3 separate regions of the Homo sapiens genome follow, and regions 1 and 3 are each linked to region 2. Evidence: chromatin contacts called from ENCODE Hi-C or POLR2A ChIA-PET data. All regions are on one chromosome and are shown on one strand. The core of a region is the stretch at or near the end of the contact, and the rest is flanking DNA. Distances in the headings are between cores, read along the strand shown. Region 1 overlaps DSG3 (desmoglein 3). Region 2 holds the start of TRAPPC8 (trafficking protein particle complex subunit 8). Region 3 overlaps GAREM1 (GRB2 associated regulator of MAPK1 subtype 1).

Region 1 (2,700 bases), core at 57-2,556, 490 kb after region 2:
CAGTTTATTATTTCTTGTTTTATGCACATGAAAGAATTTCTGTGCTAAGCCAGGAGTATTGTAAACTTTCCAGTTCAGTGCTATTAGGTTATTTTTTTTTTCTTGTAACCCTCACAGGTGCTTAACAAGTATTTGCTAATCCACTGATTATCGGATGAATCTGGTCGGAAAATAATGGTGGAAAATAAGTCAGAAGAAAAAAAAAACTAGAAGAGTAATAACAGTAGCTAATGTTTATTGTGTAGTTTCGGTATCAGCTGCTACTCCTAGAGCTTTATACTTACTGTTTTATGTAATACTTACAGCAGGCACCTGAAGGAGATTCTAGTATTATAATCCCTAGTATACAGATGAAGAATTGGAGATGCAAGGGAATGAATACTTTGCCCTAGCTAATGGCCATAATAGGATAGCGACCGCAGTAGCCTAACTCCAGAGCATGTACCTCACTACTACTAAATTCTTTTTTTTTTTTTTTTTGAGACGGAGTTTCGCTCTTTTTGCCCTGGCTGGAGTGCAATTTTTGCCCTGGCTGGAGTGCAATGGTGCGATCTTGACTCAATGTAAGCTTCGTCTCCCGGGTTCAAGGGATTCTCTTGCCTTAGCCTCCCGAGTAACAGGGATTACAGGCATGGGCACACCACCACACCCGGCTAATTTTGTATCTTTAGCAGAGACGGAGTTTCACCATGTTGGTTAGGCTGGTCTCGAACTCCTGACCTCAGGTGATCCACCCGCCTTGGCCTCCCAAAGTGCTGGGATTACAGGTGTGAGCCAACTACTGCTAAATTCTAACCAAAGTTGTCATAAAGAGAAAAAAAAAAAAAACAAACTAATGGTACAAAGAAAATTATATGACAGTCAATTTAGATTTCTATTTGGCAAAAGACTATGGTTGCTCTTGAAACAATGTAGATTGTTTATTTTCTAGGGTTATAATGAATAGACTAGTCCAAGTCTGAACCAAATGAGTAATTATGTCAGACATAAGATGTCAGGACTCTTCCCTTCTAGACATTCCAGCTGAAACCTTGATTCCAAAGAGTGCGTGTTCAAATTTGTCATGGAAAAGAACCATTACTTGTGGTTATAACATGTCTCAAAATTATTTTCCAACATTGTTGCTCTTTTTAAAGCAGTACCTTGAGTTACTTGGTAGAAAAGACCAGATAAATGTAGTAACTGCACAATTCCTTTCTCAGCGCATAAAAATGACTCAGCTACACATGAGAGGAGGGATGGGCCAGGCAGGCTCCCCTTTACAGGAAAACTGGAGAGTCATCCCGAAAATATGAATCATGCTTGGACTAGCCCTACAGAGAATGATTCTTCTAATACACAATAAGGTAGAATATTTGTTTTCCCAGGAAGTAGGTGATGGGAAACATTTCTGAATATTGCAATGATCTTCAGATTTTTAGAGGACAGCACAGCCTTACATTATTTAGAATAGTATTTTTTTAAAAAAATTATTTTAGTTAATATTTATATAATGGCTACTTGTTTTAGTTAATTTGCTAATATAATAATTTTGGACATTTTAAAAACAATTTATGTGTTTTTATTTGTAAATCTATTTTCATTGACAAAATTGTATATATTTATCATGTACATGTTGTTTTGAGATATGTATAAACTGTGGAATGACTAAATCAAGCCAATAAATATTTACATAGTTTTCTGACGATTTGAATGAACTAAGTTGTCTCTTTTGGTGGCCTGGATTGGAAATACCAACATGGAGAAAACCTCCCTTATCTTGAGAATTACTGTACTTTTCTTTCTTTTTGTTTTCTGGTTATTTTGTAAATTTTAATTATATGATTTTTAAAGCATTGATATAGCCTTAGTGCCTTGGTATAGATATGAATTACAAATATTATCAAAAGCAAATCTAATTATTAAATTTAAAAAATATATGAAATAAAGCAATTTGATATCCATATGCTCTATTTGTTAATAAAAATGTATATGGTTGTATCACTAAGGTTCCTATTGAATATGGTATGTACACAATAAATATAATCTGAGGATATGGGTAGCTAGATTAAACAAAAAGCAAGTATAATAGCACCTGCTCTTTAGTTTGGCCGAGATCTTGTTTGGGGTTACCTCATGCTTTAGTGTGGCAGGGGACAGAACATAAGACTATGGATTAGATGCAGGTAGCTCATCCCAGCCAGGCCTAGGGCCTGACTACACTTCTGATTTCTAGAATGGGGATTCTTGGGGAAATTTGTAGAATGAATTAGATAATTCAAATAAATCAGTCCAAATTTTAAACATGATTTTGTATTTATTAAATTTTTTTGGGAAAAATGTCATGAAATATACACAGGTAAGTAATATCATTCATATTAGCATCTTTCATAATATCTCATAGCTTTCTATATATATTGAAATTTAAAATTTAAAAACTCTGAAACATTGTGATAAACTTTGTATTTATCAAAGCAAATTCCTTAATTGAACAAAGTTGATATATATCTGATTACTTGGAAATTATTTAATTGTGAAGAATTCAATTTCCAATAACTGATTTTTAGAGTAAATTCAATTAATTTAGAAAGTTAAGCCTTGTATCATGACAGAATGCTAAGAAAAATAAATATCCCTGGATATTCTTAAATGCTCATTTGAAATGCTGTGTAGGCTGCAGTCAAGTATGATAATATAAAATTGGATACTGGATTCTGAATC
Region 2 (2,825 bases), core at 271-2,770:
AGCCCGCCAGACACAAATGCCTATCTGATTGTTCCCCTACCCCATTTTGTCTGTTATCTTATGAAAAATGCAGACTCCCACATTCTTCCTCTGCCCATTTTATGTCATCTTATGTAAAAAATGCAGATTCACTGAGCCAGAGAAAGGCAAGAATTACTATTTTCTCCTACCGCCCCCTTACATGAAAACGGTGTGCTTCTCAATATCCCGCCCTTTCCCCTTTAAATTTGGAGCACTCAAAATCATCTTCGAAGAAAGGCATAGACCTGTTTCCTGGGCTCGTACTTAACTTCGGCAAATAAATCTCCTAAAGTGATGGACTCTCTTATAAATTAATCTGTAGCCAAGGCATGTCATCAATATGTCCTACTGTGCCTTCCTACCTCCCATTTATCAACTTACATGAGAAGCACACATCTTACTTGTCATAAATTATTACCTTAGTGAAAACCTGAGGGTGTCAAGAAGTCGAAAAATTTGAGACATTGACGTTGGGGAAGACACCTTTAATTAGAGCACCATAAAATCATGATAGAATGATACATTTTTCCTTGCCTTATATTTTTGGCATGCAAAACAGAAGGAGCTCAAACAATTGAGTGACACATTAGTAAAATTCCTTTCATTCATTTCTACTTACAAGGCACACACCATTGACCTCACCCCGTCCCCCCCTTTAAAACAATATTTGACCCGCGCCCCCCCCCCTTTAAAGCAATCTTTGAAAAGTTAGGAATGAAAGCCGGTTCAGGACAGTACACAGTACACAAATACTGGCTTCCCCTACCTCCACCACAAGCAAGTAAACATCCTAGCACAGTGTAAAAAGGAAGAGGCTGAGGACGAACCACGCGGACATTTGCAGGCACACCCCTTCCCTGCGACCAACAAAAATGCAGTAGCGCAATTACACTTGAAGGAATTGCAGCACTCACAAAAGCACACATTCTGTTCAATGGTTGAGTCCACATAAAGTGACAGTCCGTTTCTAAAAGCATGGCTGTATTTAAAGGACACATGGTCTGTTCAGGTCCGCTTCAGCGAAACCCCAAGCACTTCCGAGAGATCCACTCCCTCTCTCCGAGCAGGTGCCACTAGCTGCTCCGCCGGCGAGCGTAGGAAGCAGCGCGACCAACCAAATCGGTTGCCCACAACAGCCAGGGACGTCAAAAAGGCCAAACTGCGTGGGAAGCGAGCGTGCGCCTCCATCACCACGACAGCACCCGTCTCGAGGCTCCACCTGCCGCTAGTAGGTGGCTCTCAGCTCTGCTCTGCTAAGGGCGAGCTTGAGAACCCGGCCTACAGTTGTGCACCTCCCCCCGCCCCCGCCCCCGCCCCCGCCCCCGCCCACCGCACTTGTAGCCCCGCCCCGCCCAGGGAGCTTCCGTCACAACACTTCCGGCTCCAGCCTCCCAACCGGCCTCCGTCGTTTTTCACTTCCCTCTCCTCAGCTCTCTTCCCTTGCCCCTACCGTCTCCTTTAACACAGTCACGTGAGGGACGCGCGCGGGGGCAGCTGGGAGTAGTACTGCCGGTTGGTCAGGGTTCGGCCTCAACATGGCGGTTCCGGCCGGGCAGTGACCAAGGTTTTGCCGTCCGAAGGACTAAGTGGTGACTGTCGGCGTCTCCACCTATCGGGGTGGAATGCGAGCACGCGGGGACGAGCGCTGAGAAGCGGCGGTGACGGGAAGGGGGGGGTCAGTGGATTGTGCCCCAGAAACCGAAGCGGCGGCGTCTGTTCCTTCTTGTTTCTAGGCTCCAGTGCGTTCGGGGCCCCGCCCGGCCGGGCCAGGCCGGCGGGCGGCGGCGGTAGCTGCTGCAGCCGCAGGATAACCTCGCAGGGTGGGCCGGAGGGCGGGCGCCGCCGCTGCCTGTGCTGCGGCGATGGCCCAGTGTGTACAATCAGTGCAGGAGCTAATCCCGGACTCCTTCGTCCCCTGTGTCGCTGCGCTGTGCAGCGACGAAGCCGAGCGGCTCACTCGTCTCAATCACCTCAGCTTCGCGGAGCTGCTTAAGCCCTTCTCCCGCCTCACTTCCGAGGGTATGTGGTATCCTCCCTTTTCCAGTGGGCTCCCGCAAAGCCGTGGTCGGGAGAAGGAAGTTGCGGGCGGGCAGGGAAGAGAAGGGCAGTGTTTACGTCCTGGAGCCGGTACCGTGGCGTCTGGGGCTGTGGCCCCGCGGTGCTCCGGGGGCGGCTGGAGGAGGGACCGTGAGGTTGTCAAGACAGCGCAGTCCTAAGCTCCAGTTTCTCTGGGCACTTCCTTTCTTCCTCGGACAACCTAGGTCGTTAAGTAATTGGTGCAAAGATAAACGTGAGTCTTCGAGAACGGCATTGAGACTGTTCTCCACGGCCATAGCGAAGGAATTAGGCACTTGCAAAGCAGCTAAGGTAGGAAAATGCTGCCTCTTAGACCGACAGGGTCTGAGTAAGGAAGACCTGTCATCCTCCCTTGGATGTTAAACTGGACTTTGAAAGTAGTTGTGGATGTTATTACATTCTTGTAGCGTTGAGGGTCATCTCTGTCTGAACTACCGTGTAGCTGTTTTACTAATATATTCTTAGCTATACGGTATTTTGCTTAACCTCTCAAGAAAATTAAAAGTATTATAAGAAGAATAAAACTTGAAGCAGCTTTTTGCCCTAAGGAAGAGGAAGCAAGCCCAAGTTGTGGTTAATTTAACCTGGATATTTGGAGTTATCTATAGTTATAGGGATGGAAATGTCTTCTCTTGTTAATGAATGTCTTGTTAAGAAGCTACCCGTTTTCTCCAGTTTTGGATTTTTTTATTAGGAGAAAATAATGTGGTAAAGCTTCAAGCATGTTT
Region 3 (2,700 bases), core at 15-2,514, 340 kb before region 2:
GCTTGTTTTCCTGCAACTGGATGGTCCTATCTGGGGGTGATGGGAGACAGTGACAGATCATCAGGCATTAGATTCTCATAAGGAATACGCAACCTAGATTCTCATAAGGAACGTGCAAAGATCCCTCACATGTGCAGTTCACAATAGGGTTCATGCTCCTATGAGAATCTAATGCTGCCACTGATCTCACAGGAGCTGGAGCTGGGGCAGTAATCCAAGGGATGGAGAGCAGCTGTAAATACAGATGAAGCTTCACTGGCTCACTTGCCAGCTGCTCGCCTCCTGCTGTGCAGCCTGGTTCCTGTCAGGCTACAGACCAGTATCAGTCCATATCCCAAAAGTTGGGGACCCTGTTCTATTGGATAAGTCTTGTTCCAAACCTGTACAATTAGGTATATACCATTTGTATAAAATCACATTAATAGGAAGGTTATACACTACTTAAGTATATTTATCACGTACACTCCTTGCTCAGGAAAGATCTTTATTCTACTCCTCAATGGCATATACTTTCTGAGTCCATGAAAGCACCCTAAATGTTAAACAAGTACATCTTTTCAGAACCACTTGCCCCTCCTGCCACTGAGTAAGTGGCTGCCCGCTCCTTCCCCTGGGCCTCCCTTGCCTGAGGCTGGAATATTGGAGACCATTTCTGAGAAAGGTCTGTCTTAGGTCCTTATCATCAATGTATAAAAATGGAAAAAAGAAGCTCACGCATCTAAGAATCAGGATTTTGACTGTAAATCACATTTGCCCTTGTGTAATTAATCAAATAGAGGTTCATTTATTGTACTTTGTCATTATAAAACTTTAATTTCTGTTTGACTGAAAATATCCGCTGATGGTTATGTGACAGGGTTATGAACTCTGTATAAAAGCCTCTTTATAAATAAGGTTTCTTAACGGCTGTAATGATTTTGTTATCTGGGAGTGTGGGAAGAAATGTAAAATACAGGGCAGAGGGCAGTCAGTGAAGGCAAAGTTACAAAGTTCAAGGAAGCATGGTTACAAAACTCCTTTCTTTGGGTTGCTGACATTGTCCTGCATTTGGCTTTTTAGGGAAGAAAATGCACAAGAAAGGTGAATCTCATTTTAAATCAAGCTCCCCTACAGTGTATGTATTTTCTTAATCATTGTCAATATGGAAACAAAACGATCCTTACACCACCTAAGTATGCCAAAATCTCCTTATTGATTGTCCACAATTCCAAACAATATGAACTTTGAGACAGGAGGTATACTCTCTCCCCCACGCCCCTGCCAGGCATGTGACAGTTGATTCTAGAAGGTTAACTCAGGAAATACATGGCCCTGTCAGCAGATGTCCCTAGATCCATCATCTTGTATGTAAGAGTTGAGCACCCACCACTGCTCTGAAATTGATTTTTTTCCCAAAAGGCTATCTGAAAACTGCTAAGACCATGCCTTAGTTAACTGTCCTTTTACGTTTCTTAAGCTCTTTGGTCCTGTTAGTGACTGCATGTGAAAGTTCTGTTTCCTCCACAGAACAGAGGAGTCAGAAGTTGTGAAAAACAAAGGCTTTCCAAGAAATGCTGTTGTACCAAAAAGCCCCCAGTCTTAGACATATTGTTTCATAAACCCCTAGGAAGTATCAGAGAAAGAGGTGTAACAGGAGAAAGAAATTATTTCATAGATACTATGTAGAAAGCACTCCAATTGTATGTATGTTTCAGTTTTTGTCCTCCAAAGATCTACATGTAACTCTGCTTTCCACTCATGCAATGATGAGCTTCCTACTGTTAACAAATTCTCGTGCATTATTTTCAACATGTTGCAATTTAGAGGAGACAAATTACTGATCCTTGACCTGTGCTCAATTCCCTCCCAACTAAGCAAGAGTTAGAACTGTAAGGAGAGAAGGGAAAAGAAGGTTAAATGTCTATTCCAGGACTCAGGAAATGACGTTAAGCTCCCTGGGCAGTATTCTGAAAGTAAAGAAAATAGTTCCATTTTATGATGTGTTTGATTTGGACCATAGATTGGAGTTGCACTTGACTTTGTTGACCACTTCCACTTAGAAACATGAAGCTTTCCAAAGCATTTGTTCTATTAGTGTGTTTCATCTTTGCTTTCACTGTTAAGATGATATGCTACCATTAATTTATTTTTCTAGCTTTATGTGGCCAGTGATGGCATGACAGAGGCAGGGAGCAATGGAAAAATGGTCTCCCCTTTATCTTCTTAAATTAAAGGTGAGCACAGGGTCCCAGGCATCAGTGTACAGTTGACCTCCAGCTTACATGCATGCATATACGTACCCAGGCACATTTTTTCAAGTTTCTTTAAAGTTTTTTTTTAAAAGGCATGCCTTCTTCAAACCAGTATCCTTTTGTAACAACTGCCTCACTCCTTTCTTTCCAGACAATTCCTGAGAAGAGTGATCTGCCCTCACGAACACCACTCTTACCTCCTGTCTAACTTTGACTCACTAGAGTCTGGCTCTGCCCCCTCACTTGACTCACGCCTCATTTGCTAAGATCACCAGTGACTTGCTAGCTGTCACATAAGGGGAACCTCTTCCAGCCTCTTTCCTGACTTCCTGACATCTCTCCATCTTTGCACTGTTGTTCCCCTGCAGCTCTCCCTCCCTTGGCTTCCTTGACGCCATTCAGGCATGATTCTGCTCTGTGAGCACTAAAGTGTAGTTACCTGTTTTTCCCCTCCTGTCTTCTCTTCTGC

Evidence for each region. A loop is a pair of places that touch in the nucleus more often than their neighbours do. ChIA-PET counts read pairs that join two places held with the same protein, here RNA polymerase II (POLR2A). Pooled maps may share reads with other maps.
Region 1: POLR2A ChIA-PET joins it to region 2 with 10 read pairs in A549. The contact joins the enhancer-like site here to the promoter of TRAPPC8 in region 2. POLR2A ChIA-PET finds 5 or more read pairs at or near these places in 2 of 52 experiments (A549 and MCF 10A).
Region 3: a map of aorta shows a loop between it and region 2 (11-fold over the local background). The contact joins the enhancer-like site here to the promoter of TRAPPC8 in region 2. A Hi-C loop is called at or near these places in 2 of 168 maps with a recorded cell type or tissue (aorta and ascending aorta) and 8 of 50 pooled maps.

What each region holds. Positions count from the first base shown.
Region 1 is chr18:31,452,802-31,455,501 of GRCh38, reverse strand. All of the region lies in intron 1 of DSG3 (desmoglein 3), which reads right to left. Among named protein-coding and RNA genes, the nearest start is that of DSG3, 6.4 kb to the right of the region's middle. Within about 2 kb of position 1,306, at least 4 of the 41 ENCODE cell types and tissues checked have a DNase peak (open chromatin) inside an H3K27ac peak, as active enhancers do.
Region 2 is chr18:31,941,823-31,944,647 of GRCh38, reverse strand. TRAPPC8 (trafficking protein particle complex subunit 8) reads left to right here and starts at 1,520. Exons shown (of 29, transcript NM_014939.5): 1 at 1,520-2,040. The coding sequence starts at 1,884. RefSeq lists enhancers at 1,536-1,745, 1,847-2,625 and a silencer at 1,796-1,915.
Region 3 is chr18:32,276,880-32,279,579 of GRCh38, reverse strand. All of the region lies in intron 4 of GAREM1 (GRB2 associated regulator of MAPK1 subtype 1), which reads left to right. Among named protein-coding and RNA genes, the nearest start is that of MEP1B, 88 kb to the right of the region's middle. Within about 2 kb of position 1,264, at least 2 of the 41 ENCODE cell types and tissues checked have a DNase peak (open chromatin) inside an H3K27ac peak, as active enhancers do.